2 separate regions of the Mus musculus genome follow, and region 1 is linked to region 2. A link is a contact called in ENCODE POLR2A ChIA-PET data. All regions are on one chromosome and are shown on one strand. Each heading gives the region's core, a stretch centred on a gene start or an enhancer-like site at or near the end of the contact. The rest is flanking DNA. Distances are from core to core; before and after follow the strand shown.

Region 1 (6,768 bases), core at 136-2,635, 120 kb before region 2:
TTTAAAATGAACTTCTTTGCCCTGCAGTGGTGGCGCTCGCCTTTAATCTCAGCATTTGGGAGGCAGAGACAGGCATATTTCTGAGTTCGAGGCCAGCCTGGTCTACAGAATGAGTTCTGGACAGCCAGGGCTACACAGAGAAACCCTGTCTTGAAAAACAACAGCAACAACAAAGAACTTATTTATTATCGTTACATGTTTGACCTTATAAACCCCCCCCCTTTTTTTTTTTTGACACAGGGACTCTCAGTATAGCCCTGGATATCCTGGAATTCACTCTGTAGACCAGGCTGGCCTCAAACTCTAGATCTACCTGCCTCTGCCTCCCCAGTGCTGGGATTAAAGCTGATATGACCATACCCAGCCATAACATGTTAATGTACTCGCGTCACTTCCCCATTTGTGTTTGTGAGTGAGCCTGTTACATAGTGGTGTAGAGGGACTCTAGTCTCTCCTTTCACTTTGTGGGTCCTGTTTGAACTCAGGTCATCGAGCTTGGCAGCAAGCTTCCTTATGTCTGTGGCATCTCCCAGGATTCCTTCCTGCCCTACTTTGAAAAAGCTTATTCATCCCCCTATGTGAGATCAAGTTCAAACTTCACTTGGGAATTCCTGTCATGACCTTGATGCCGTTTATCTATTACCACCTTAACAATTCAGGTAGGCCTGGAACTCAGGAACTCTGCCTCCTGAGTGCTGGGATTAAAGGCGTGCACCGCCACTGTCCTGCTAAAAACCTTAACTCTTTATAGTATTATAAGGGTCTATGACGGGCGTGGTGGTGCACGCCTTTAATCCCAGCATTTGGGAGGCAGAGGCAGGTGGATTTCTGAGTTCGAGGCCATCCTGGTCTACAAAGTGAGTTCCAGGACAGCCAGGACTATACAGAGAAACCCTGTCTGGAAAAACCAAAAGAAAAAAAAAAAAGGGTCTATGATTTGCTCAAGAAAGATAACCCAGACTCAAACAGTATGTAAACACAAAGAGTGTTTTATTCTGCAGAAGTCCAACATGCTGGAGTCTCCCATTACCAAGATAGAGAGACCCCGAAGTGAGTTCAAAGGCTGGATTTAAAGCACTATTAAGCGAATTCCAGGGAGGGGTAGGTGAACTTCTAGTTTACTTAATCTTGGCTCTATCTCTAAGGACATTCCAGAATGGGGGGTTGGGGGCGGGGTGGGTGCTGGAAACTATTGCTGAGAAAAAAAAAAAAAAAAAATGAAGGCATCCCCAGCCCCAGGGGACGACTGGGTCGCCTAAGTGGGAGGGGCCAAGAGCTCCCCGGCTTGGGTGTGGTTCAAGTCATCTCCAACCTCCACCATTCAGCGGCTGCGCTGAGTCCCTTCTGGCTGGTAAGAGCCGGAAGTGGAGCTTAAGCTTCCCATGATTCTTTGCGGGGCGTCTATTTTAACCGCAGGACGACTAGGCTGGCAGTCGCGATGGCTGCGTCCGGTGAGGAGGATATGTCCGAACTGTCCCCTGCTGCTGCCCCAAGTAAGGCGTGGGATCCATAACTTGGGGACTCGTTTCTTCCCTGCTGCTACCTCCCCAGATGCATTTAGTGGCTGACGTTTCCTCCGTCGTTCCTTTCTGTCCTTGTTCCTGGTGTCCCAGTCCGCCCTATCTCTGCAAGTCACTCCCTCGCCCTTAAGTGGAATTGTTTTTCCTGCCCTGTCCCCTTGGGTGTTCTGCCCCTGATATTTCATACCGAAACATTAGTCTCAGTCTTCTAAAGCCCCCTTTCCTGTCCCTGATGTCACTTAAATCGTCCCCGGCCAGTATCAGGTTTCCTGTCACCTATGGGAGTGTCTGCTGATGGAGCCTCTGGGAACGCTAAGACTAACGCTGACTTTGACAACCCCTCCCCTTTCTTTACCTTTTCACTTATGGACTAGATTTGGATTGGTATGAGAAGCCGGAAGAAACTCATGCTCCTGAAGTAGATCTTGAGACTGTCATCCCGCCAGCCCAGGAACCTTCCAATCCTGCGGAGCCCTTTTGCCCAAGAGACCTGGTGCCGGTGGTGTTTCCCGGGCCTGTGAGCCAGGAAGACTGCTGCCAGTTTACTTGTGAACTTCTCAAGCATATCCTGTACCAGCGCCATCAGCTCCCTCTGCCCTATGAACAGCTGAAGCACTTCTACCGGAAAGTTCCCCAGGTATGTGCAGGCTTTCTGAGAAAATTGGTGGGAAGACTTTGTGGCTCATAGATGATGGGGAAGTAGAAAAGTGACCTAAGATGTCTTCAGCCTCCCTGCAAGTCTAGGCTTTTGCAGAGCCTTCCTTGCCTCATTTTCTCTGCACTTGGGTCTCTCCCTTTTTTCTCTTGTTCTTTTTCTGAGACTCTTCCTATTACCGGTTGTATGAGGATATTATTAGTTCTTTTTGGAGCTGTACTGATGGTTGTGAGCCATCATGTGATTCCTGGGAATCAAACTCAGGACATTTTCTGCCCGCTCCGGCCCTGCTCACTCTGGCACAAGGGTTTGTTTGTTTGTTTATGGTTTTCTTTGAGACAGGGTTTCTCTGTATAGCCCTGGCTGTCCTAGAACTCACTTTGTACACCAGGCTGGCCTTGAACTCAGAAATCCGCCTGCCTCTGCCTCCCAAGTGCTGGGATTAAAGGCGTGTGCTTATTTATTATATGTAGGTACACTGTAGCTGTCTTCAGACACTCCAGAAGAGGGAGTCAGATCTCATTAGGGATGGTTGTGAGCCACCATGTGGTTGCTGAGATTTGAACTCAGGACCTTTGGAAGAGCAGCAGTTAGTGCTCTTAACTGCTGAGCCATCTCTCCAGCACATGAGTTTGATCTTCTTTAATTAATTTTTTTTTTTCGAGACAGGGTTTCCCTGTATAGCCCTGGCTGTCGTGGAACTCACTTTGTAGACCAGGCTGGCCTCGAACTCAGAAATCTGCCTGCCTCTGCCTCCGCCTCCCAAGTGCTGGGATTAAAGGCGTGTGCCACCACTGCCCAGCTAACTTTTTTTTTTCCAAAACAAGATTTCACTATGTAGTTTAGGCTGGTCTCTGAGACCTGGCTACCTCAACTTCCCCTAGGGACTTATGGCGCTGCAGGTGTGCTATACCACTTCTGGCCTTTCCTTAGTCTTCATGGTCTCCATCTGCCTCTCTCTGTCTCTTGTCTGTCTGTCTTTCTGTCTCTCTCCCCCCTTTCCTTCCCCCACCCCCACCCCCATCCCAATCCATGCCTCCCTCTCTCTCCGCCTCCCCTCCCCTCCCGGGAACCCAAGGCCTCTCTGACAGGCTAGACAAGCGTCTTACTGAATTACAGCCCCAGACCTGGACCAGCTCTTTACATTTGAATTTCTTTTTCTCACCACATTTTCACCTCTGTTTCTGGCTTTGTTTTAATGTGTTTTCTTGGGAGGATTTCTAGACCTCAGATTCTAACGATTTTCTTCATCTTCTTCATGTATCAAAACAGGGTTTCTCTGTGTCACCTTGGTTGTCCTGGAACTCACTCTGTATAAACCAGGCTGGCCTCAAACTCAGAGAGAGATCCACCTGCCTCTGCCTCCCGAGTGCATGAGCCATCTCCTGGTCTGATTACCTTGTGAATTTCGGTGTTCCTCCTGGCCTGTTCCGCCTGGGCACTGGGATTACAGCCACCATGCCCTTCAGGACCACGAAATTCTACTTTTTTAAGGGTTTCCCCCCCCCCACCTCCCATTACCCTTGTTCCTTAAAGTGTCTTTCAGAATCCTTTTCCTCTTTGTTTCTTTTTGGTTTTTGCTGTTGGTTGTCTTATGTCGGAAAGTTTTACTCTATCTGGTAAATATTTCAGAATAAACCATTGTCTGATGCCTGAGCCTTATGAGGTAATTATACCATAAGGAGATTTCTTTGGAGAACTCACTGAGGGCCAGGTATGGTGGTCTAACCCCAGCAGTTAAGAGAGAGGCAGGCAAACCTCTGAGTTCTAGGCCATCCTGTTTTTTTTTTTTTTTCCTTTTTTTATCCTTTGTATTTACTATTTAATTTAATTTATTTTTTTAATATATATATATTTTTTTTTGGTTTTGTCGAGACAGGGTTTTTTAATATTTTTATTAGGTATTTTCCTCATTTACATTTCCAATGCTATCCCAAAAGTTCCCCATACCCTCCCCCCCCAACTCCCCTACCTACCTACTCCCACTTTTTGGCCCTGGCATTCCCCTGTACTGGGGCATATAAAGTTTGCAAGTCCAATGGGCCTCTCTTTACAGTGATGGCCGACTAGGCCATCTTTTCATCATATGCAGCTAGAGTAGAGAGCTCCAGGGTACTGGTTAGCTCATAATGTTGTTCCACCTATAGGGTTGCAGATCCCTTTAGCTCCTTGGGTACTTTCCCTAGCTCCTCCATTGGGGGCCCTGTGATCCATCCAATAGCTGACTGTGAGCATCCACTTCTGTGTTTGCTAGGCCTCGGCATAGGCTCACAAGAGACAGCTCTATTTGGGTCCTTTCAGCAAAATCTTGCTAGTGTGTACAATGGTGTCAGCTTTTGGAAGCTGATTATGGGATGGATCCCCGGATATGGCAGTCTCTAGATGGTCCATCCTTTTGTCACAGCTCCAAACATTGTCTCTGTAACTCCTTCCATGGGTGTTTTGTTCCCAATTCTAAGAAGGGGCAAAGTGTCCACACTTTGGTCTTCGTTCTTCTTGAGTTTCATGCGTTTAGCAAATTGTATCTTATATCTTGGGTATCCTAAGTTTCTGGGCTAATATCCACTTATCAGTGAGTACATATTGTGTGAGTTCCTTTGTGATTGGGTTACCTCACTCAGGATGATGCCCTCCAGGTCCATCCATTTGCCTAGGAATTTCATAAATTCATTCTTTTTAATAGCTGAGTAGTGCCGGGCGTGGTGGTGCATGCCTTTAATCCCAGCACTTGGGAGGCAGAGGCAGGCGGATTTCTGAGTTCGAGGCCAGCCTGGTCTACAGAGTGAGTTCCAGGACAGCCAGGGCTGTACAGAGAAACCCTGTCAAAAAAAAAAAAAATAGCTGAGTAGTACTCCATTGTGTAGATGTACCACATTTTCTGTATCCATTCCTCTGTTGAGGGACATCTGGGTTCTTTCCAGCTTCTGGCTATTATAAATAAGGCTGCTATGAACATAGTGGAGCATGTGTCCTTCTTACCGGTTGGGACATCTTCTGGATATATGCTCAGGAGAGATATTGCGGGATCCTCTGGTATTACTATGTCCAATTTTCTGAGGACATCCTGGTTTTTATTGGCAGTTCCAGGACAGCTGGGGTGCATAAGGGAGACCTCATTTTAAGAAGGAAGAGAGAGCCGGGCATGGTGGCACATGCCTTTAATCCCAGCACTCGGGAGGCAGAGGCAGGCAGATTTCTGAGTTCAAGGCCAGCCTGGTCTACAAAGTGAGTTCCAGGACAGCCAGGGCTACACAGAGAAACCCTGTCTGGAAAAAAACAAACAAAAAAAAAAAGAGAGAGAGAGAGACAGAGACAGAGACCAAGAGACCAACCCATATTATTAGAACTCTGCCGGGAGAATTTCCTCACACGGGTGTTTGTTCAGTACTGCCCCTGTGCCTTCTGCAGTGCCTCTACTACCTAGGGTTCTGCAGTGTGGACTTGCTTCTTGCCCTTTTCTAGCAGTTGATAATCAGCTCTCTTAATACACACACACACACACACACACACACACACACTACTGTAGTGCTAGGCCCATCTACTTTTTACCTTCTCAAGCTTCCTGTCTTTTGCCCCACATTGTGTATTATTCTGTTCTTTATCTCCTGGGAGTTCTTTCTAACTTTTTCTCCTTACCTTACAGAATTTCTTTATACAGTATTTAGGAGGAGGCAGGTATTAATAACTGTGCAATTGAGTGAGTGGGTGTGTGCATGTGTGCGTACAGGGGTGCTGGGGCTGGGTAGTGTTCCACCTTACCGCCTGACACAGTGTCTCACTGAGCCAGAAGCATGTAGGCTGGCTGGCCAGATTTGTTTGTGCCGCACAATTCTGGATGTGACTGGGTCTTGAGGATTTAAACTCAGATCTTTGTGCTTGCAGAACAAGTGCTTTTACTGAGCCATCTCCCCAGACTCAATAACCATGGGTTCCAATTGCTGTGTTCAGTCGATTAAAGCAAACCATGCCCATTCTTTACACTCCAGCATAACGACAAAGAAACTGCTTCTTCTATGCTGCCAAGTCTTAGGCTATATGTATTTTTAATTGCTGCGTGTGTGCCATGTGTGCACGCATGTTTGGATACATGTGCCACAGTGCACCTGGGATGGTCAGAGGAGAATTTTGTGGAGCCATTCTTTCGTGCCTTTACTTGGGTTCTGGGTTTCAGGTTCAGGTTGCCAGGCTTGTGCCGCAAGCCCCTTAACTTGCTGAGCCCTATCACTGCTCTCTGACTATTCCCATTGCTTATATTTTGGTTTCCTCCAGCTTTCCTACCGTCCTTGCTATTCAAAGGCTTAGGAGAATCATAGTTTGTATGGTGGTTGTATTTTCCTTAACTTAATGCTTCCTCACGAAACCCAACATCAGCCATCCAATTGGTTATTTTATGGGCACAACTCCGTGGCGTTCCTTCAAAGGCCGCCTGCTCCTGTCTATCATGTTCTTTAGGTCCATCTTTCTTTGTCTTTACAGGCAGAGGACACAGCAAGGAAGAAAGCTTGGCTCGCCACGGAGGCGAGGAACAGGAAGTGTCAGCAGGCTTTGGCGGAGCTGGAGAGCGTCCTCAGTCACCTACGAGACTTCTTTGCC
Region 2 (6,564 bases), core at 816-3,315:
AGGGTTGAGGGTTGAGAATCACAGCTGGAGGAGGTGGAGATGAGAAGGGCAGCGCTTTGGGAGCCTTCAGTGTCTACAGCCTCTGTTATGCCACGATGAGAGACAGGGGCCCCCTGACAGGGAGCTACATTTGGTGTTCTTGCGGTTAGAGACAGACACGTGAGACATTTGGTGGCTTTCCTTTCTGACTCCTCTTAGTTGCTTAGAGCAGGGATCAGGATCAGGTGAGGAAACCCACAGGAGGGCTCTGGACCAGCAAACATTTACTAACTACTACTTTCCCTGCTACAAGAGAGCCATCCAGGAGGGGACTCGGGACTAGTAATGATGGGCAGGAAGGGATAGCGTGAGGAGCCAGCTCCCTTCCTCATAAGATCCTCATACTACTGCTCCATTGGAATTGGGGTGCCCAAGAGGTGCCAGCACCCACCCAGCTTCAGTACTGTGTGCAGAGGGATGGAGATAGTGGATTACACTGGGGGGGGGGGCAATAGGAAGATTGTTGAGTTCTCTTTCTCAGAAGTCCAGCAGATCTGGGTGAGGGCTGGGACTGGTTGGTCCCTCTCTTCCCACAGGTATCGGAGCCCCCTCTTGTTCCCAGGGGAGCCTAGGAGCAGCTGGGCCAAAGCCCAACCAGGAATTTTTCCAGGCTGGTTCCTATATCCAAGGGTGGGTTAGAGGTGGGGGTTTTGGAGAGCTCTTAAGGAAGACACTGAGGACATGGAGAAGGGGACTTAGTAGAAAGAGAGGGGACAGAGCCACACGGGCTAAGTGTGCAAGCATAGAGAAATAGCCAAGGGTTTTAGGGAGAATGGGAGGACAGAGTACACCCCTGAATTCTGTTTAGAAGATGAACCGTAAGCCTAGGCTAGAACTGAGGGAGCCTCTACTCCCACCCTTCCGAGGGTTGGCGGCAGCGCTGGGCAGCTGGCCTACCTACCTTTCTGAATGCTAGGGTAGGTTTGAATCACCATGCCGGCCTGGCCCGCTTCTGCCCCCATTGGCACCCTGGCTTCAGTTCCCTGGCAACATCTCTGTGTGTGTGTGTGTGTGTGTGTGAGAGAGAGAGATCAGGAGGAACAAGGGCCTCTGTCTGCCCAGCTGTCTCTCCTTCAGGGCTCTGCCAGACTACACAGTGCATACGTGGGTTTCCACAGGTCGTCTCACTCCCCGCCACTGACTAACTCCAGAACTCCACTTCCCGTTCTCAGTGCCACAAATTTGGTGCCAAATTCTCTCCAGAGAAGCCTCTCTGGAAACTTCCCAGAGGATCCCATTCACCCCAGGGCCCTAGCTCCTGATGACTGCAGATCAGACAAGGGCTCAGATAAGCATACTCCCCCCCCCCCGTAACCCCCTCCCCACATATAAACCTAGAGTTATGCTTCCGAGGTCAAACACGCAACTTTTTGGGTGTGTGTGTATGTCAGAAACACGCAATTATTTGGGAGCTCAAAGTCTGCCGCACTCAAGAATCAACTCTCACCCCCTTTCCAAGACCCGTGCCATTTGAGCAAGAGTTGGGGTGTGCATAATGTAGTCACTAGGGGGCGCTCGGCCATCACGGGGAGATCGTGAACTTGGGCGAGCCGAGTCTGCGTGAGGGAGGACGCGTGTGTCAATGTGAGTGCGTGCATGCATGTGTGTGTGTGTGTAGTGTGTTTGTGAGGTGGGGGAGAAAGCCAGGGGTCACTCTAGTTGTCCCTATCCTCATACGTCCCTGCCAGCTCTCCGCCTTCCAACCCCTACTTTCTCCTATATTCCTGGGAAAGGGAATTGTTCTTAGACCCTGTCCGCATATAACCTCACTCTCCTGTCTCCCCTGATTCCCAATACTCTGGGATTCCCAGTGTGTTCCTGAGCCCAGTTTGAAGGGGTGCACAGATAATTTTGAGGCCGTGGACCCTGGTAAGGGGTTTAGCTTTCCATTTCGCGGTAGTGGCCTAGGGGCTCCCCGAAAGGCGGTGCCTGGCTCCACCAGACCGCTCCCCGGGGCGGGTCTGGGCGGGGCTTGGGGGTGGAGCTAGATTTCCTCTTTTTCTTCCACCGCTGTTACCGGTGAGAAGCGCAGAGGCTTGGGGCAGCCGAGCTGCAGCGAGGCCGCGGCACTGGGGGCGAGCTGAGCGGCGGCAGCGGAGCTCTGTCGCGAGACGCAGCGACAAGGCAGACTATTCAGCGGACTCACCAGCCCGGGAGTCTGTGCTCTGGGATTTGATATTCAAACCTCTTAATTTTTTTTTCTTAAACTGTATTGTTTTACGCTTTAATTTATTTTTGCTTCCTATTCCCCTCTTAAATCGTGCCAACGGTTTGAGGAGGTTGGTTCTTCACTCCCTCAAATCACTTCGGATTGTGGAAATCAGCAGACGAAAGAGGTATCAAGAGCTCCAGAGAGAAGTCAAGGAAGAGAGAGAGAGACCGGTCAGAGAGAGCGCGCTGGCGAGCGAACAGAGAGAGGGACAGGGGCAAAGTGACTGACCTGCTTTTGGGGGTGACCGCCAGAGCGCGGCGTGAGCCCTCCCCCTTGGGATCTTGCATCGGACCAGTCGCGCTGACGGACAGACAGACAGACACCGCCCCCAGCCCCAGCGCCCACCTCCTCGCCGGCGGGCTGCCGACGGTGGACGCGGCGGCGAGCCGCGAGGAACCGAAGCCCGCGCCCGGAGGCGGGGTGGAGGGGGTCGGGGCTCGCGGGATTGCACGGAAACTTTTCGTCCAACTTCTGGGCTCTTCTCGCTCCGTAGTAGCCGTGGTCTGCGCCGCAGGAGACAAACCGATCGGAGCTGGGAGAAGTGCTAGCTCGGGCCTGGAGAAGCCGGGGCCCGAGAAGAGAGGGGAGGAAGAGAAGGAAGAGGAGAGGGGGCCGCAGTGGGCGCTCGGCTCTCAGGAGCCGAGCTCATGGACGGGTGAGGCGGCCGTGTGCGCAGACAGTGCTCCAGCCGCGCGCGCGCCCCAGGCCCCGGCCCGGGCCTCGGTTCCAGAAGGGAGAGGAGCCCGCCAAGGCGCGCAAGAGAGCGGGCTGCCTCGCAGTCCGAGCCGGAGAGGGAGCGCGAGCCGCGCCGGCCCCGGACGGGCCTCCGAAACCATGAACTTTCTGCTCTCTTGGGTGCACTGGACCCTGGCTTTACTGCTGTACCTCCACCATGCCAAGGTAAGCGGTCGTGCCCGTCTGCTGTCGCCGGGCCGTGGCGAGCGCCTCTCCCGCTTGGGGACGTGCGTGCGTGCGAGCGCGCGCGTGGGGGGCTTCGTGCCCCACGCGGGTCCTTGGGCACCGGGCGCGAGGCGTCCCCCTCTGTCGTCGTACGTGGAGGGGGAGGGGGTGCGCGCTAGGTGGGAGGGCGCCAGGATCGTCTCGCCGCCCACGCGGGCCCTGCCCACCCACCAGAGTCACCGCACGTACGATCTGGGCCGAGCAGCGGAGGGCGGGAGCCAGAGGAGGAGGCTGAGGGGGCTGGGCTTGTGCCGAGGCTGGCGGCAGAAGTTTGCTCCGGGTCGCGGGTCCCCGGAGAACTGGAAGTCCGGGCAAAGGGGGCGGGAGTCCGGAGCCCAGCGGGCATGCCTGGGGGTGCTCGGACCTTGGACCCGGGGAGGGCAGAGATCGTGGAGGGGGCAGGGCGCGGGCGACCGAGGGGGCTTTGCTGTCACTGCCGTTTGGGTCTCTGAGGCCCTTGCAGTGAGTTTGGGGAAAGTTTTAGGATGGATTGCTGCGGGGACCCTCTCCCACCGCTCTAGCTTGTTGGGCCACCTGCACCGCGCCACCCCCTCCCGTCCCCGCTCGCGTCCCGCGCGGTGCCCGCCCTCCCCCGCCTGGCCGGGCGCGCGCGGCGCAGAGCCGATTACATCAGCCCGGGCCTGGCCGGCCTCGTGTTCCCGGAGCCGCGGCTGCCGGAGCCCGGAGACCCGGGCGACGAGCGGCGCCCCTCCCCCCACCGGCCCTCCGCGAGGAAGGTGACCTCTGGAGGTATCCCCAGCTCCGGGACCCGGAGAAACTCCCATACCTCTTTCCTCCGTTCCCAACTTCTACCCGTGCCTCGCGCTAGGAAGAATTTCCCGACGCCCCTTCCCCCTTTTCCCCATTTCCTGCCTGGTGTAAAAAGAGAAGCCCTTCCCACCCTTTTATATTTTCCTTTTCTTTGCGAAGACTCATCGGACCTTTCCTGGACCCAGGGTCCAGGAAAAGGACGGTGACTGTCAGGCGTGGGGGTGCTGAGGCCCACCCTCGGGTTCTTTGTGGAAACGCTGACCTAAGTTTTGAGTTGGTGAAGGTGTGCTCCCTCCTCCCCTCACAGCTGTGCTTCAGGTTTTTTTTTTTTTTTGCGGGGGGGGGGGTGGATCAACGAAGGGTGGACTGACATCACCCCATTTCCCACCCCCACCCCCCCTTTGGAAACATGACTTGATATTTGCTCTGACAGGGGCAGCCTGGAACCAGCCCTTTCCCATACCTTTGGCAGGATCCCTTGTCAGTCAGTATCTCTCACACACTTTGTCCTGGCAAAGCCCGATGCCCAGAGAGCAGGTGGTTTAACTGCGAACTTGCCCACCCAACTTGCCTACCAAAGGGTCCTTTCATGCTTATTTCCACGAAGCTTCAGTTGTAGAGCCTTCTTGGAAAGGAGGCAGAAGGAAGGAGAAGGGCAGGTGTCCCTGCCACCATCCAGAGTTCCCCAGACCCTGGCACAAAGGCCTTGGTTCTGGGCCTCCATGTGGGGAGGAGGATAGGAGTGCTTGGCCACAGTGTGACCTTCAGAGGCCCCCAGAGAAGGACACCTGGCCAGTCCCTGCCTTAGAACCTCCCCATCTGGGAAGGGGTTCAAAGTTTCTGTTCCCTTTCTCCACGGGGGGCTAGACAGAAGAATAAGGAGAATGTCATGGGGCTATTGAGGGGGTAGTGAGGGCCTACAGTGCAGAATCCAGGGCCAACCTGAGGCAGCTGGAATGGGGAAGCTATCTCTTGAGAAGGGTCACCTCTGACCTTGGCCCTGGTGGCAAGACTGAGGGTCCCTGGATGAACTGCTCTTAGGGGACAGAGACAGACCAAGGGTGGGAGTTGGTCCTTCTGGGGCAGTTGGAGGTCCAGGTTGGTTGAGGAAGGTGGCAACAGGAGACCCTCAGGAAGGCCTGCCTGGAAGCCTTGGCTTGCTTCCACTGTCAGGCCCACAAGGCCTTCTTGGTGACCTTCACAGCTTCTGGGGAGGGGAGAAAGGAGCTGGTGGGGATGAGGAGGGTTGGAGGACCCCCTGCGGGCTGGGCAATACTGAGGAGAAAGCTTCCTTGGTTACCTTCGAGCCAAGTGCCCAGTCCAGGTGAGAGGCTTGGAGATGTGGGAGGGGGAGGCTAGCCAAGCTTGGGAGCTGCAGTCAGGCCCTGGGCAGATGGGGTGGGAGGGAACTTGGACTCTCCCTTAGGGGCTTCCTCCCAGCTAATCACCCCTTGAGCAACCTGTGGGTATGCCGAATATTCCCGAGGCCTGGGGAGAGTTGGGATGGGGGAGGGTAGTTGGTGCCCTTCGGTCCTCTGCACCCCTCCCTCTTCAACACGAGCTCCCTGGTATTTGTCATGTCAGCAGGAGAAGGTCACCACGTTGTTTTTCTCGCCCCCAGTCCTTCCTTCCTGCCCCAGTCCAAATTTGTCCTCCTATTTGACCTTAATACTTACCCATGGCTTTGGACCAGGGAATCGGGGGCAGTGGGAAAAGAGAGAGGGCAAGATTGGAACGGGACTGGGGGCCTGAGTAAAGCAGGATTCTGGTATTTTCCTCCTACACTGTGAGCTCCCTAGCGCCTGGTTAGTCTTTAACTTCCATGGGTTCAGAATTGACGCCGTCCAGAGTAGTGGGTATGCTCTGGACCTGCAGGGACCACTTACATGGTCCTGACCCTGTGTGACTCAGAAGCCTGGGGGTGGGGGGTGGGGAGGCTGGGAGCTGGGGGTTGGGAGAGAGAGACAAGAAGACATCAAGGGATTCAGTGGTCAGGCCTTGGACGCCCCGTGGCTGCCTCTGTCCCTGTCAACGGTCTTTACTCTTTGCTTTGTCCTCAGTGGTCCCAGGCTGCACCCACGACAGAAGGAGAGCAGAAGTCCCATGAAGGTGAGTCTCATGCTCTTTAATGGATCCCTGTTGTCTCAGTGGAGTGCAAGGATAAGCCCCACTCCTCTTTTTCAGATGGGGGGGGGGTTGGGGCACAGGAATAGGAGGCATGGGTACTGTTGAACTTAACCCTTGTGTTTCTTAAGATGTCTTCTGTTCTGCTTTCTGCTAGAAACAGGACTTGTTGCTTTCTCTAATAGGTTTTCTAGTGAAATTTTATCTGGAAAGCTTGCTGTGAGCACAGCCGTGGAGGAAGGAAGGCGGCAGCGTTCAGGGTTTCCAGATGTTCTGGGAGGTGTCTCTTGTACCCCCTTCTCTCAGGGGAAGATAAATGTTCAGTGCCACTTCCTACCCACCCATGGCCCACCCGAAGGGGCTGTGACCCTTCCTGTGTGAGGTGGAGGTATGAGGCTGGGGCAGGACAGAAGGATATCCTAACAGGACTCCCCAGTCCTGGCTTTCCAGTGTGGCAG

The links. ChIA-PET counts read pairs that join two places held with the same protein, here RNA polymerase II (POLR2A).
Region 1: POLR2A ChIA-PET joins it to region 2 with 14 read pairs in Patski. The contact joins the promoter of Mad2l1bp here to the promoter of Vegfa in region 2. POLR2A ChIA-PET finds 5 or more read pairs at or near these places in 3 of 5 experiments (Patski and embryonic stem cell).

Annotation. Positions count from the first base shown.
Region 1 is chr17:46,148,168-46,154,935 of GRCm38, reverse strand. It overlaps Mad2l1bp (MAD2L1 binding protein), which reads left to right and starts at 1,385. Exons shown (of 3, transcript NM_025649.3): 1 at 1,385-1,493; 2 at 1,895-2,157; 3 at 6,652-6,768. The coding sequence starts at 1,439.
Region 2 is chr17:46,027,878-46,034,441 of GRCm38, reverse strand. Vegfa (vascular endothelial growth factor A) reads left to right here and starts at 2,065. Exons shown (of 7, transcript NM_009505.4): 1 at 2,065-3,151; 2 at 6,043-6,091. The coding sequence starts at 2,552.